2 separate regions of the Mus musculus genome follow, and region 1 is linked to region 2. The links are chromatin loops, found by intact Hi-C in ENCODE. Cell type or tissue: left cerebral cortex. All regions are shown on one strand. Each heading gives the region's core, and the rest is flanking DNA. Links, peaks and the distances in the headings are about the cores only.

What was found. A loop is a pair of places that touch in the nucleus more often than their neighbours do. Peaks named below come from ENCODE experiments on the same cell type or tissue, not always from the same donor. Only the 100,000 strongest peaks of a DNase experiment are listed, where the experiment ranks them.
Region 1: it touches region 2 in a loop (2.6-fold over the local background); 1 of 42 quality-filtered maps calls a loop at or near these places.

The regions. Positions count from the first base shown.
Region 1 is chr8:34,619,407-34,627,098 of GRCm38, reverse strand. It overlaps B930018H19Rik (RIKEN cDNA B930018H19 gene), which reads left to right. Exons shown (of 5, transcript NR_040706.1): 2 at 7,233-7,400. It overlaps Gm34096 (a long non-coding RNA gene), which reads right to left. Exons shown (of 3, transcript XR_001778547.2): 3 at 7,580-7,692. Among named protein-coding and RNA genes, the nearest start is that of Gm34096, 17 kb to the right of the region's middle. In left cerebral cortex, for the core only: no CTCF peak of the experiment used is centred there; DNase peaks (open chromatin) are centred at 1,250 and 4,187.
Region 2 is chr8:34,493,722-34,501,413 of GRCm38, reverse strand. No RefSeq gene overlaps it. Among named protein-coding and RNA genes, the nearest start is that of Gm40489, 8.6 kb to the right of the region's middle. In left cerebral cortex, for the core only: no CTCF peak of the experiment used is centred there; DNase peaks (open chromatin) are centred at 1,643, 2,024 and 4,459.

The sequences.
Region 1 (7,692 bases), core at 1,086-6,085, 130 kb before region 2:
GGAATCTGTGTACACAGGGCTCTGGAACAGGCCAAGCTCTTGGTGCAGATGGCGACTGGAAGGATCTTGTCCCAGCTGCTGCTATATTTGTGTGTTTGGAGATTTGTTGTTGCTGTTGCTGTTGCTGTTGCTGTTGCTGTTGCTGTTGCTGTTGCTGTTGCTGTTGCTGTTGCTGTTGCTGTTTTGTTTTGTTTTCTGAGACAGGGTATCAGTTTGCAGTCCACACTGTCTTGGAATTCACAACAAAGCCAACGTGGCCTTGAGCTTGTGGCAATCCTCCTGTCTGGGTGCTCAGATCACAGGCATGAGCCTTTGTATCTGTCTTTGTCCCCTGTTTATTATAGGCAGCAGTCATGGGTGAATTCAAGATGAAAACTCTTGAGTTTTGTGACTCAGCTCAAATTTTCTTCTAGTTCTTGCTCATAAGGCTCAGCTGTTGCACTTTATTATGTAAAAGTACATGTAGCTATCTGGGCAGAGTTCATAATGTGTTGTTTCCCTTCCCCGTATCACCACTTATTTTTTTCCCCTGTGGCTTGTTCTTTAAGCCCAAAGGATTTTATTTCTGGTTTTCCCACGGGAGTTTCAGGAGTATCACCTGGACCATTTCCCCAGGTTTAAGAAACAAAATCAGGCCGGGCAGTGGTGGCGCATGCTTAATCCCAGCACTTGGGAGGCAGAGGCAGGTGGATTTCTGAGTTCAAGGCCAGTCTGGTCTACAGAGTGAGTTCCAGGACAACCAGGGCTATACAGAGAAACCCTGTCTCGAAAACCAAAACCAAAACCAAACCAAACCAAAACAAACAAACAAACAAATAAACAAACAAAAACAAAATCAGACAAAAAGGAGAAACACTCTACCAACCTTCTTCTTCTAAGCACCCCCCCCCCACTTTCCTGGAAAAGTCAGCTCATTTGCCAGTAGTTTACTTTTAAAACAATTGTGAAAGTTTACTGCTGCTGTGTGGGAGGGCAAGCGTAGCTGGCTCTCCCTTCTAGAAGGACCGGACTGTTCCTAATGACCTTTTCAAAAGTTCAGTCATTGTTTTCAATCATTGGCGTCGCATCTAAAGTACCAAGGTGCCCGTAGCTTCTAAGCTCTTTTGACGTTATGTGGTAAAAATGACAGTTGCCACTGCTACTGCATTCATCCCTGAGAATTTTCAGCGAGCATAAATAACATGTAAATAAAGTGGGAGGCGATGGAAGATTGTGTCATGGAACGGTCTAAATTAGACCTAGTCCCTGCGGCTCTTCTTGTCGGTTTCAAAGTGGCACAGATGAGGTTTTCCTTCAGAGTATGTAGCTAGAAGAACACTCTCTTCAGTTGGTATTTTTAAAAATGTCACCTAGAACATCCAGCATCATGACTGACTCGGGTGCCAGTTCAGAATGGAGATCTCTCAGCCTTGAGCTAATCTCTCTGGGTTAGACTCAAGGGGAATAAGATAAGAATTTGCAGACATAAGGGCAGGGAGGTAGTGGGGGGAGGGTAATAACACTTGCCTTGATGCAAAAGGGTACTGTGATGTGTGTGCACGCATGCACACACTCTCTCACAAACACCACATCATACGTGTGTACTCTCACACATATATGACATATAGATGCACAATGATAATAACCAAGATAAAAATAAGTACAATTCATAGGCACCAAATGCTCTGTGCGTTCAGCACTCCTTCCATCTCCTTAATGAATTAATAAGTTGCCTCCTGATCTTTGCTTGGCTTCCCAAGTTCGCTGGGTGCTATTACAGATGGAGCTGGTACTGTCCGTGAAACCCATCCCCTGCTTTCAGGTCAGCGAACGTGTCTTAGGATGACGACAGAAATAGTTTGGAAGCATTCTCCCCACCCCTTTTCCTGGGGTCAGTTGGGAATGTGGCATTGGCGTAAAGCTTCAGATCTTAAACACAGAGTTCCTCCGTAGTAGTGTGTACACACCGTTGACAACTGCGGAGAGTACCTGTCTGCTATGGATGACTTTGTCCCTGTTGCCTCTCTTTTCTTGTGGTTTGTATTTGACTTAGCGGTATTTGTTGTTCTGGATGTCCACAGTTTCACAGAGCCAGCTACATCAATGCCCTAAGAACAGCCAGGAAAAGCTTTGTGAAGGTTATCTATCCTATTAATTTCTGGGAGTTAAATTTTGCTGTAAACTTGAGTAAGAAGCATACAAGAGGTCTGTCAGATTAGTTTAATAGGAACTGTTTCCATCCTTCTTGTTTGCTTTTTAAAATTATTATTATTGTATTTTTATTGGCTATTTTCTTTATTTACATTTCAAATGTTATCCCTTCCCCCCAGAAGTCCTTATCCCATCCCCCCTGCCCTGCTTCTATGAGGGTGTTCTGTCAGGTCAATTGGTCTGTCAGGTCAATTTAATCAGGATCTGTTTCCATCTTTTTTTGTTTGCTTTTTAATTTTTTTTTTAATTATTTTTTGACTCCCTCCTTAATTCATGAGATTCTAGTTCAACAGTTCTCAACCTGTGGGTTGTGATCCGACTGGGGGTCGCATAGCAGATATCCTGCATATCCGATATTTACATTAGGATTCTTAAGGGTATCAAATGTACAGTTCTGAAGTAGCAACAAAAGCAATTGTACAGTTGGGGGCCACCACAACGTGAGGAACGGTATAAAAGGGCGGCAGCATTAGGAAGGGTGAGAGCTGCTGCTCCATTCAGATCTACTTAGAGCCCAGCCATCAAATTATATGCTATTTCTTCAGGCAAGTCACACTGAACACCTAGTCTCAAAGTAGAAACAAGAAAAAAAACCATGGGTGTAATTGACCACAAATTGATACCGATTGTGCTGGTTTGCCATTAAAATGGACATTGATTCTCTTTGGGGTTTGAGTCAAAACTTCTGGCTTTGTTCACTGATCCATAATTGAAAATAATTTCTTCCTCCGGTGGTGAATTCTTCTCCCACCCCTGCCTCAGTCCAGGATTATTAAATTCAAGTCACATGAAACAGCACTAATCTGTCCCGGATGAAATTTTGGAATTTTTTTTAAATCCTCAAACGGCTTGAGTTTATCTGAGGCTCGGAAGAAAATGAGGAACTATTAATACCACAAGGTTTCCTTTGAAGGAAGAATAAGCGGGTTGTTTTCCTCTTACATAATTAGCTTTCAGCCCTGGGTGAAGGAGCTGTCGATGGCTACTTTTCTTTATCTTAAATGTTCTCTCCCTTATTTCTGATGGGGAAATGAAAACGTTAGAAGGCAAGCACTGTGTTCATACCCCAGCTTTCAGCATTTTTCTTGGGAAATGCATACAAATAAAAGGTGTCCTTGCCTTCTAACTTCTGTATTCAGCCCCTTATGAGACTCTACACCGATATGGTTTGCCTCTTGGGGAATCTGGGCCCTGGGAGTCTTTAAATGTGCCTAGAAGGATTTTTAATTTTTTTTCATTTTTTCCCCAAAAGCTCCACAGGCATTGCACATTTCTGAAAATAAAACTGCCTTCATTAACTAGAATGTCATGGTATTTTTTTGCTTTTGATTAGAGTCAAATTAATTCAGTTTGATAACATTGATTACAAGCTGATCTAAAGCTGTGATTAGAGCTTTATATATCTTAGATGATTAAATGTGGAAATAGGTTAATTATGTCTTAATAAATGCAGTTGACTTGATAGAAAGAAACTTATGCAACCCGAAATTAGGCAGAAAAGTATGACAAAATTTCAGAAATTCCTGTATACATCTTGTACAGACAGAGTGGTAAGACCAATGAAAATTTCAAATGTATCTATTTTAGAAATCTTCTGGAATCATAAGATTCAATATATTTATTATTTTTGGTCACCTTAATGTGAAAAATACAAAATCAAATTATTTATTCTCTGTCTCTGTCTCTGTCTCTGTCTCTGTCTCTCCCTCTCACACACACAGAGACACAGAGAGAGAGAGAGAGAGAGAGAGAGAGAGAGACTGACCTAAACAATAAACACAACTGTACAAATATTATATTAAGAAACAAAAGAAAAATGTAATTTTCCAATTGCTGAAAGTCAGCAGATGCTATCTCATGTGTGAACACTTTGCACGGGCAGTTGAACCAGTTTGGAGGGTATAAATAGAAGCACACCAGATTTTCTGATCTCATATGAATCATTAGTCTTGTTGAAAGCCATCTCTTTGAGGAAGCGGACAGTTTGCGTCCCTGAGCTAATGCTATGGGCGGGGCGGGGTTGGGGTTTTCACAATCCTGCTCTGATCATTGTGGCTTTGGGCGTGACTTTTGTGACTCACCTGGCTCCGGCTGCTTAGACACACAGCCCAGAGTTCATGTCGCTGAAGGGCACTGGCTGTGGATCATTGTTTCCCCAGGGTATGCCCTTTAAAGGTTACTGGTGAGGAGATGGGAGAGGCTTTGGGGTTCAGCAACACGTGACTGCGTTTAAGCCGTATTCCTCTCTAGGACAGTAGCTCTAGAGGGGATTGCAGAGTATTTCTTCGCTCTATGGAAATGTTGAGCTGCTTCTGTCTTCATGCAGAACTCGGAGACATCAGAGTGTCAGTTGTGGAGTTGCGTGCGTGATCGTGGCATGCCTAGCAGAACACATTGCTCAAAATAAATGACAGTGGCAGAGGCTTCTTCACGTACCCAGCGTCCTCGAATGTAAAAGAGTTGTGGGGCAGATGGCCTTTATAGACCTCTTAGGCACTAATTAACTTTCTGTAGCTCTACGTTTCCTTGAATAGCAAACATTGGGATAAAGATTGGCCCGGGTACAGCAGTCTGATGACGCTGACATCGGATTGTTGGCATATTTACAGGTGCGGGAGACTTTTATTTGGGATTGAGGAAAGCTAGTGCCTAGTTTAACAAAGGGAAGGAAGGGAAGGAGAGGGAGAGAGGAGAGAAGAAGACGTGGAAGACCAGTTTTGTAGAGGAGAGCAGTTTTGACCCTTGTATGTTTCTATTCTGGATCGTTTACCCCGGGGGACTTTAAAGCTTAATGATCAGATCTTTAGCTGTGTGACTTTCCACTGTCCATGTCTTTAAAGCTCTAGGCTTCTCATGTGGTTTTCATTCCCAGTTATCTCTCCCACATAAGACCCGGGGGGCTCTGCTTCTGTGAATGCTTTGCTAGGTAAGTCTCGCTAAACTCAGCTGCCATCTACTTAGAATTTAAGCAAGACTTATTGCTCTGAGCCTCTCTTATAGAACCTTTTCAATACCCTCAATGATTTATTCTCCCCCTTATTTTATGGGACCAAGAAGTGGAGGTTTTGTTTGTTTGTTTGTTAGTTTTTGTTTGTTTGTTTTGAATGAGTAATTTTCCTGCAGCCACACAATGTGGAAAAAACAGGATTCGGATGAAGTGAGTTCCGCGCTTCATCTTTCCGCTGTGATTCGCTTCCGTTGGCGGCGAGGGTGGCCACTTCCGGCTTTTTTATCCTGTGCAGAGCACAGGACCAGCAGATCGCCCTTGGCCCTCAGTTATCCTCAGAGGTGGAAGGGAGGGTGGGATAGTGGGGAGTCCTTGCCAGCTTCCCCAGGAAAGCAGAAATATACAACCTGAGATCCAGGCTAGAGATTTAAAAATAGATAGGCACAAAGCAAAAAACCGTGCACCTTTTACAAAAGCACATTCAAACCAGATGTTGTAGGTTTCTCAGGTTGAATGGATCCTCTTGGGAGGGGCTAGGGGCGGGGAGAACAGCTATAAGATGATAAGAAAGGATTACATAAAACAGAGGGGGTGACATTGTGAGGTGAGCTTGGAAATGTAATCAATACAGTCTTCTCTTGCAAAAAAGGAAAGGGAATAACAAAACCACCATTAGGGCCCAGAAAACCATGCAAGAACAAAACAAAACAAAACAAAACAAAACAAAACAAAACAAAACCCAAGAAAACATGCATGGAAGGGCTCATTTTAAAATTAATTAATTAACTTTACAATAGCAGTCCCCTTTCTCCTGGTTCCCCACCACCACCACCACCACCACACACACACATAGTCCCTCTCCTCACTTCCTGCTTCTGAGAAGGGTGAGACCTCCCTGGGTATTGCCCCACCCTGGCACATCAAATCACTGCAGGACTAGGCACATCATCTCCCACTGAGGCCAATCGAGGCTACCCAGTTAGGAGAGCAGGAACCACAGTCAGGCAACAGATTCAAGGACAGTCCCTGCTCCAGTTGATGAGTGACCCACATGAAGACCAAGCTGTATATCTGCTACATATATGAGGGGAGGCATAGGTCCAGCCCTTGCTTGCTCGTTGGTTGGTGGTTCAGTCTCTGGGAGCCCCCATGGGACCAAGTTCGTTGACTGTGTTGGTGCCTGGGTAGGCTTTATAGTGAGCATCAGCCACACATAGACATGAGCTTAGCTCCACTGGATATTTAGGCTCTGTCTTTTTGAGGCCTCTACCACTCTCACAGCAAGTGAATGGGAACAGACCCAGAATTTTATGAATGACAAAAGGATAGTGTTACCTTGCAGATGGCAAAGCTGAAGTTCTCCATGCGTGGCCAAAGGACTTGTTCAAGGTGGATCAACAGGTTTAGGGCAAATCCCATGTGACAGTCTCGTTATCTGCCCCATTGGTCATTCTATAATGCCAGGTTCAAATGCTGTGTCTGCCCTTGCACAGTCTTATTGAGCTTGGAGTACACCTGTTTGATCAACTTCTCTTCCGTGTATTGCCTTGCCTCTTGAGGGTGTTTGGCCAATGTTAATGATCACAGTAGTCAATATTAAGATGTTCTTTGGGTCTCCAAATGCTCTGGTAATGAAACCAGCCATGTATTACTGCTTTCTGTTCCCGTTGATTTCAACCCCGTTGATTAGCTACCTGTATGAATATGAACCCATAGCTCTTGTTATAGTAATACCTCTGCTTGGCCAAAGCAGAGTGGTTTCTTTGTTTTTCTGTGCTTTTTTTTTGTTTGTTTTTTTCCCTCAAGACAGGGTTTCTCTGTGTAGCCCTGGCTGTCTTGGAACTCACTCTGTAGACCAGGCTGGCCTTGAATTCAGAAATCTGCCTGCCTCTGCCTCCTAAGTGCTGGGATTAAAGGAGTGTGCCATCAGTACCCGGCGAGTGGTTTTAAAATATATTTTCTAAGGAGGTGTGTAGAGCCAAAGTTTCTATGGAAAAAAAACTCTTTGGGGGTCCTGAACTAACTGACATTCATCCTAAGAGAAGTACTCAGAGAGCTAGTGTTTGTAAGGTGGGCCTTTTTGTTTGTATTTCAGTTTCTCTGCCTTGCGGGACTCCTGTCATCGCATCCAGAAAAGAGCAGTGAGGCGCTTCCTGGGAGCCGAATATTGTGGCTAGAGAGGCAGCCCTTGCCTTCCAGGCACTTCCATCCGGGAGGAAGAATGCAGATATACTGGTCATCGTGTATTCAGTTCCATACAAGGGTGAGGATACAGCTACTGTATTTGCTTGTACTGAATCAGACCTGGCCTTGACAGCTTCTTAGGGGAAGATGGAGTTACACCGTATTGCAAAGGGGGTAGGATTCTGACAGCAAAGCACTAAAGCACTGCAGGCAGGGGTTGGGGGGCATATGTATTCCCAAGGCAGAGTGGAGGGAATGTAAGACTGCACCGCCTGCATGGGGCTGCTTTATTAAAGCAGAAGGTGAGCGTTCAGATCTCAGCTTCCAGGTAAGTATAAACTAGGAAGGTGACGATCTGAGGTGTTATTTAT
Region 2 (7,692 bases), core at 1,530-6,529:
TTTTTTCTTCTGGTGCATTTTCAGTAATGCTATGAGGCTTTCTCTGCAGTGCCTGATTGCTATCCCACAGGCACATTTATCTCTACTGTCTCTGACTTCTGTTATGGGCGGTTTCTTTTGGCCTATATTCTAGTTTGTTAATTTTCTCTCCAGCTTGACCCGATAACGCTCATGCATCCACCTATTAAACCCTGTCTTGTTATATTTCTTACACATTCACTTTGTTTGATTTTCAAGACCTCGAGAAGCTTCAAAACTTGTTTCTTATAGGCACATGTGAGCTTATCCTTCGCTTCTTAAATATGCCAAATATGGATATTCTCTTCAGCAATTAATAACTATAACACGCAAAGTCCTTAATTGTTTCCTAGGGTCATTTGCTATGTTGACAAGCTCTAGTTGCCAATGACTTGCTTCCTGGTGTGCATATTTAATTCTTAGCTTTAAATGCTCATCGTCTTTGGGAATCTGTGAGGGTTATTCTTAAATTACATTTATGTATTTATGTATGTATTTATTTATTCATTTATTCTTGCATGTGTGTGTGCATGACAGCCACATACCCTGCCGTGCATATGGCAAACGTCTTACAAGTCACTTGTTCTCTTTCTACCATATGGGTTTCCAATGATTTCAATGGTTCTGAGTCTGTGGGTCATGACCTCTGTGGGGTTACCTATCAGATACTTACATTACAATTTATTACAGCAGCAAAATTATAGTTATGAAGTAGCAACAAAATAATTTTATGGTTGGGGGGGTCACTACAACATGAACTGTATTAAAGGGTCACAGCATTAGGAAGGTTGAGAACCTCTGGGCTCAACTCAGGATGTAGCCATCTTGCATGCTAAAGCTCTTGAAAGTCCATATAAAAGTGCACTTTTCCAAAAAGCTAGTATAGCATTTATGTAAGTAAGCAAAACAAATAGAAAGGATAGCACATTAGATTGCCAGTAGATACTAATGAAATAAAGATACTTAATTGTGTTAGCAAAATAACAACAAGAAAGAAAAACATATAGGAGTAACTCAAGAATTATGAAGGTATAGTACCATATGAAACAGGCTAAACATTTCTGTAGGAAGATTAAAAGTTGTTGAGTAACAATAGCAAAACATTATATGTTGAGTGGGAAGATTTAGTTTCCTTGAGGCGAAACCTTGAATCATTGTGGAAGAGAAAGATTATTTAATAAATGGTGCTGAAAAGCTAGGAAGTATTGAGTAGCTGACTACATATCTTATACTCTTCTTCAAAATAATTCACAGATTGATCAAAGTCAAAATTACCAAAAGAAACTAATTGTTCCCTCCAAATGGAGACATCATCATAAAACCGAAGTGAAACCTGACAGCAATGAATTTGACAACATAAAAATGGAGAAAGATTCTCTGCCTGGCAAAATTATTTTAAGCAACATAAAAAGACAAATGATTATGTGTGGGGAAAAAGTATTTGCAATTCATATCAGAGTCAGAAGGCTAACTTCCTACATATGGGAAAAGGCTCTTGCAAATGCCAACGAAAAATTATTCAACCCAAAGCAAATGAATAAAAGTCCCTTAACTCACAGTTCCCCAAAATACAGATGACACCGAACATGAATTGAGCGGTCACTCCTACTGATAGTAAGAGATATAAGGCCACACTGAAGTACCACGCTTACTCCATTGGATAAACAAATATAAAACAAATCTAAATTGTTAGTGAGGGTAGGAAGAAGAGGCTAATCCTGGATTGCTAGTGGGAGTGTATTTTGGTACAGCATCTTTAGCTGGCAGGTCAAAATAACTATATTTCTTTAAACATTCTCACTTTTTGATGCAAAATTTTCAACTTGAGGAATTTAGACCATAGATAAACACACACATCCATCAAATGATGAATATACATTTTAATTCATTGTACATACGGTGCTTGGCTATTGTTTCTGAAAGGTTAATGTGTTGGGAGACTTGGTCTTCAGTCTGGTGATGTAGTGGAACAGAGGTGTGTGGGTGGGTGCTAGGTGGGAGGTTGCTAGATTTTTTTTTAGGGCTGTTGCTGCCAGGAAGGATTCAAGTAGTTCACATGAGACCCCGAGTTAGATTTCATGAAAAAAATAAAAAAGTTATTGGAAACAACTTGAGACTGCAGAGATACTCAGTCAAGGGAACATGAGCTAGAGGCTGCAGAGATACTCAGTCAATAAGCTGCCGAGCTGGCAAGTTTGAGGATCTGAGTTCAGACCCCAGAAATGAGAACATAGTTGGTGTCGCTAGTTCTAATGCCAGGGAGGCAAAGTCAAGCAAGTCCCTGGGGATTGCTAGCTAGCCAGTCAGCACAGCAGCCTAGTCAGTGAATGTGCAGGGAGATAATCTATCAACAACAAAACAAAACAAGGTAGATAGCTTCCAAAGACTGACACCCAGTGTTACTTCTGGCCATATATACTCATGGGCACATATGTGTTACACACACTTTTGCACAAACACACAGAGAGAGAGAGAGAGAGAGAGAGAGAGAGAGAGAGAGAGAGAGAGAGAGAGAGAGAGAGAGAGAGAGAAAGGAAAGTGTTAGCTTGCCTCCTGGGCTGCTATCTAGCTTTCTGTCTTGCAATATGATTTCTTCCTGTCATGTGTGCTATTATGCCTTCTTTATGCCGTCTGCTAACTGGCATGGCTACATATCTTTGGCTCTCAGCATCTAAAACTGAGCTCAAGAAACTCTGTCCTCAATATACATATGGTTTTGTGTATCTCACAGTAGGCATTAAAAACAGAATTAAACACAGGGCCATTGTTAAGTTTTTCAAAATATCAAAAGGAAGCCAAATATGCATCAACAGGGAATGGTCTCCCTCTAAGTACCAGTGGGCATTTTCAGCTGTTGTTTGCAGGTTGGAGTTCAAATGTACTAGTATTGACTGGTCACTAGTGTATGAGTTAGACTTGGACAAGTTTCATGATGGATACCGACAGACACCCCCTTCAGATATATCTTACATCAGAGCCTAGCTCCTAAAATAAAGCCTACCTGGTGTGTGTTTCATTCAGTCCCTGTGGGTATGTATAAAGGATTCAATGTTTCATTTTGTCTGAACATCCCCAAGTCAAAGTGTAACCACTTTTCATTAGCTAATGGAAGGACAGCTCAGATAGATTCAGTATGTTGAAGCTTGAAAAATGCTGAAAGTCAGTGTACTCACACCCTGACCTAAAGGGGAGAGCACTTGAGAATAGCTTTCTAAACTGTTCCAGGGAATCCACTGAGTTCTTCTAATGCACTGGTTCTCAGCCTGTGGGTCGTGACCCCCTGGGGGGGTTGTCAAATGACCCTTTCATAGGGGTCCCATATCAGATATCCTGCGTATCATATATTTACATTAGGATTCATAACAGTAGCAAAATACTGTTATGAAGTAGCAATGAAATAATTTTATGGGTGGGGGTCACTACAACAAGAAAAACTGAATTAAAGGGTTGCAGAATTAGGAAGGTTGAGAACCACTGCTTTAGGTAATCTCTCTGGTTTGTATCAATCCCCAGTAAATAAAAGGAAGAAATAATGGCATGAATATATTACTAGTGATTACATGATTACATGTGTACTGCCTGGCTAAGATGATTACATGTGTAAGTGAAGCAATCGCTACATGAATAAAACATACAGCATGTGCATGTGTTCAGCATGACTTCCGACAGTCATGTTTCAGGACTAGGGACTATTCGGATGATGCTAAAGGAGGTTGCTAAGCAGGCTACTGGTAACTTTGGCATCCACTTCTTATCAGATACACCACACATTTTTTTTTTACAGATAACTGCCTTCTTTATGAACCTTTCAATGAAGGTTTTCATTAAAGACTAGGTCTAATTCCCTGAGTCTTAAATCAAAACAGAACAAAACAAAACTAATAAATTCTGAGTACTAAATATCACAACTACAAATTATAAAGCATGTGTCAGATGCTCCCAAACCTGGTATATAGGACATAGGACATGAGGTGTCAGACAAGACACAATGTTTCTGCCTTCAAAGAAACAGGCACACTTTTGTGAAGGAGACAAGCCAAGGAGACTGAGTGTACTTGTTACTTTGGTCTTAAAGGAAGTGTGTATGTTACTTTGGTCTTGCTCTGACCAAATGCCTGATAGAAACAAAGTTAGAGGGAAAAGGTTTATTCTGACTCATAGTTTTAAGGGTTGGAGTCGTTCCAACAGGAAGGCATGATGAAGTTGTGGGCGCTACTCGGTCCTACCACCAAGCAGCCCCCAATAGTCATGAGCCCATGGAGACATTGACATTCAAATTCCAGCAGGAAAAGTACATTACGATGAGTGTTAGGAAATAACTAAACAGGGTACTGGAATTCAAGCTTAAAGGAAACCCACTTTAGAGTAAGTGGCCTTTGAGAAAGACACATCTGAGCCAGAGGAATCCACTTCGGAGTGGATCAGAGTGGGCATCGTGATGAACATTTCCAAGTCTCACTTGAGTAGTATTTAGTCATGCATCTTCCCTCACAGCCAACAGGAATCTGGACTCTGCAGAGTGTGTTTGCCTTATAAAATATTCTACTCCATTTGAAGGTATTTCTGCCTACTTCCTTTTAGACGCAGACTGTGAGTTTTAGTTACAACTTCTTGGGATGATCTTTCTGACTCTCATCAATGGGAAGCTTGGCTGGAGATCTTTGAAGGGATTGAGCATGTGTCTCTGTTCTTCTTTGTGCAATGTTGTCTTAATGGGAAGAATGTTTTCATGTTTGTTGTGCAAGCAACATGGAACTTGAGAAACGTCCAATCGTGCAACAGTGTCCCATAATATCAGTAATAGGGTTGTTAAAGGAGTTAAGAAGGGAGCAGAGGTCATTGAGGTCCCACCACCACCAAACACACACACACACAATTTAAGCATGCTATGCTATTTCTTTTCTTTCCTTAATTTCTCCTCTGGCCTGAGTTGAATGAACTGAATTCACTTGCTTGAGACACAATGAAGAGCTCTCTGTTCTTCATTGAGACACATGCTCAATCCCTTCAAAGGTCTCCAGCCAAGCTTCCTTCCCATTGATGGGAGTCAGAAAGATCATCCCAAGAAGCTGTAACTAAAACTCATAGGCTGGGTCTAAAGGGAAGTAGGCAAAAATCCCTTCAAACAGAGCAAAATATTTTACAAGGCCAACACCCTCTGCAGATTCCAGATCTCTATTGGCTGTGGAGGGAGGATTCGTGACTCTAAGCACCTCTGAGTACTACTCAAGTGAGGCTTGGAAACGTTAATCACGATGTCCACTCTGACCCATTCAGAAGTGGGTTCTTGTAGCTCACAGGTCTCTTTCTCAGGATCCACTTACTCTAAAGTGGGTTTCCTCTAACCCTGAATCCCAGTGCCCTGGTTAGTGTCTTTGCCCACTTCATGTGTATAAACAGAAAGATAGCTATAACGTGTGATGACACAGACCTGAAATCCAAGCATTCAGGAAGTGGAGGCAGGAGGATTGTGAAGTTGAAGCTAGGAGAGAATGAGGGGAAAGGAACACGGGAGATAGAGAAAGAAGGAAAACTAGAAACTAACACTAGGGTTGAGTGGCATAAATCTAAACCCTGTGAGGAGTTTTTCAGCTTAGATGAAGTTTTCATGTTATTATAAACACTCATCAAATTGCCCCCCCCCCAACATTTAGCTGCTGGTCATCAACAGATTCATATGTGTAAATATTTATGCAAATATTCAACATGTGTTCACATGGCACATACATAGAAGTGACTCACTGGCAATCTCTGCCTTAGAATAGCTCCTGATCCTTGGGGCTATCAGCCAAAAACGATTCATCCTTGCCCTGGAACAATTTTTAAAACTCATTAATTAGGCATACAATTTACATCTTTATTTCTATTTCAAGGGCTGATTGAAATCTATTAATAACCGAAAATGCACTTGCATTTTTAAGTATCTCTAGCTGTTAGACGCTTTGCTTTCAGAGAGCACAATGCTCACTCAACACTAATTCCTAGGGTGCCCGCCCAGGGAGAAGGCTTTATGCAATAAGGCAATTGTCTTTGAAGAAATGGTTGAAGCCCAAGAAATAAATTTAATGCCTGCTGAGAACTTTGCCTTCTTCTCTTCAATTTAATTTGCGTTTTTATCAAAGTAAAACAAAGATTTTGAAAAACACCCAAAAGACTCCAAATCTTATAAAGCTTTCAAAACTCAGTTCATTACACCACACTCCTCAATACTGCCTCATTTAACCCAATTCTCTCTCATCTTGAATTTATATCTGCTTTTAAATAGTTCACTTAAATTTTTTATTTTATTTTATTTTCAATTTTAGGAATTTTTATGGCTTTTGAAATAAAGTCAGATTCGTTCTTCCTTTACAGTACCCTTTATCTTGTTCCTGCCTTATTTCATTGGTCAGGACTTCCTGCGTGAGGTTGAAAGATTTTACTCTGTTCTTGACCTTAGGGGAAAGCATTTTTCTTTCACCATGGAGTATGATGTTAATTGTGGAGCTTTGTGGATTCCTTTTAAGAGGTTGAGAGACTTCCCGGCTATTGCCAGCTTCCTGGGTCATGTCGGTGTGGTTGTTTTCAGTTGGCAATGGGTACTGAATTAATTTTGTCTGAATTTTTTTTTTCTGTATCTTTTGAGATGAGCATGTGGTTTTCCTGTTTTTGTCTGTTGATGTGGTGAGTTGAACTGATTAATTTTCTAATGTTAAACCAATTATTAGGTCACGGTGAGTGACTCTTTTAAAGTCTTCTGGGTCTGAGCTGTTAGTAGTCTGAAGGAATTTCTGTGTTTATTCACGATTAACCTTTAGTTTTTATGAAATATCTTGGCCATCTTGAGCTACCTGGCCTTTACTTGACTCGCAAACTATGTTTAGGAATAGTTCTGTCACCTCTCATTTCTTAACAAGTTTCTCTGAGATTGGTATTGTTCCTTCCCAAAACCATGGCTTGAATTCACCAGTGAAGTCATTTGAGTCCAGAGTTCTCTTGGGGAGGTGGGGGATGTAATTCTAATTTCTGTGGCAACTATTAGATGCCTTGAAGATATATTTATCGTCTACTGTCTTTTTGGAAGAGGTATGGTTTTTTGAATACTTAAAATTTTTCATTTATTCAATTTATTGTATAAAATTGGTCTGTATATCTACGCCTTCCCTTTAAATGCCTATGGTAATAGCCGAGGCTCCTTAAGAGTCTTCATGCCTGATATGGGTACTTCCCTTATTCTTTCCTTTAGTTTCTCTTATTATGAATTTATCAGTTACATTAACTTTTAAAAGACGTAAATCATTGCTTTCCTCTCTGTAGGATTCATCCATTTTTAAATCTCACCAATCGCTGCCTATTTTTATTAATGTGTCTCTGACTACCTTCGGCTTAATTTGTTCTCGTTCTAGTCTTAAAGCAAGAGCACCGAACATGAAGTTTATATTTTTCTAATAACGAGCACTTTAAGCTGTGAATGTCACTAGCCATTGTTTTAGGTAGCCCCGACAACGTTTGTTACATTATAGTTCTGTCTGTATTACAAAATGATTTCTAGTTTCTTTTGTTTGTTTGTGCCGTAGATGTGTGTGAAGCTGTGGGATCAGGAAGTGTGTGAACATCTAGGAATGGTGTGCCCCGCCCCAATGAATCCATTCTCTAATCATTATAAAATGGCTGTCTTTCCTCTCTGCTCTGAAA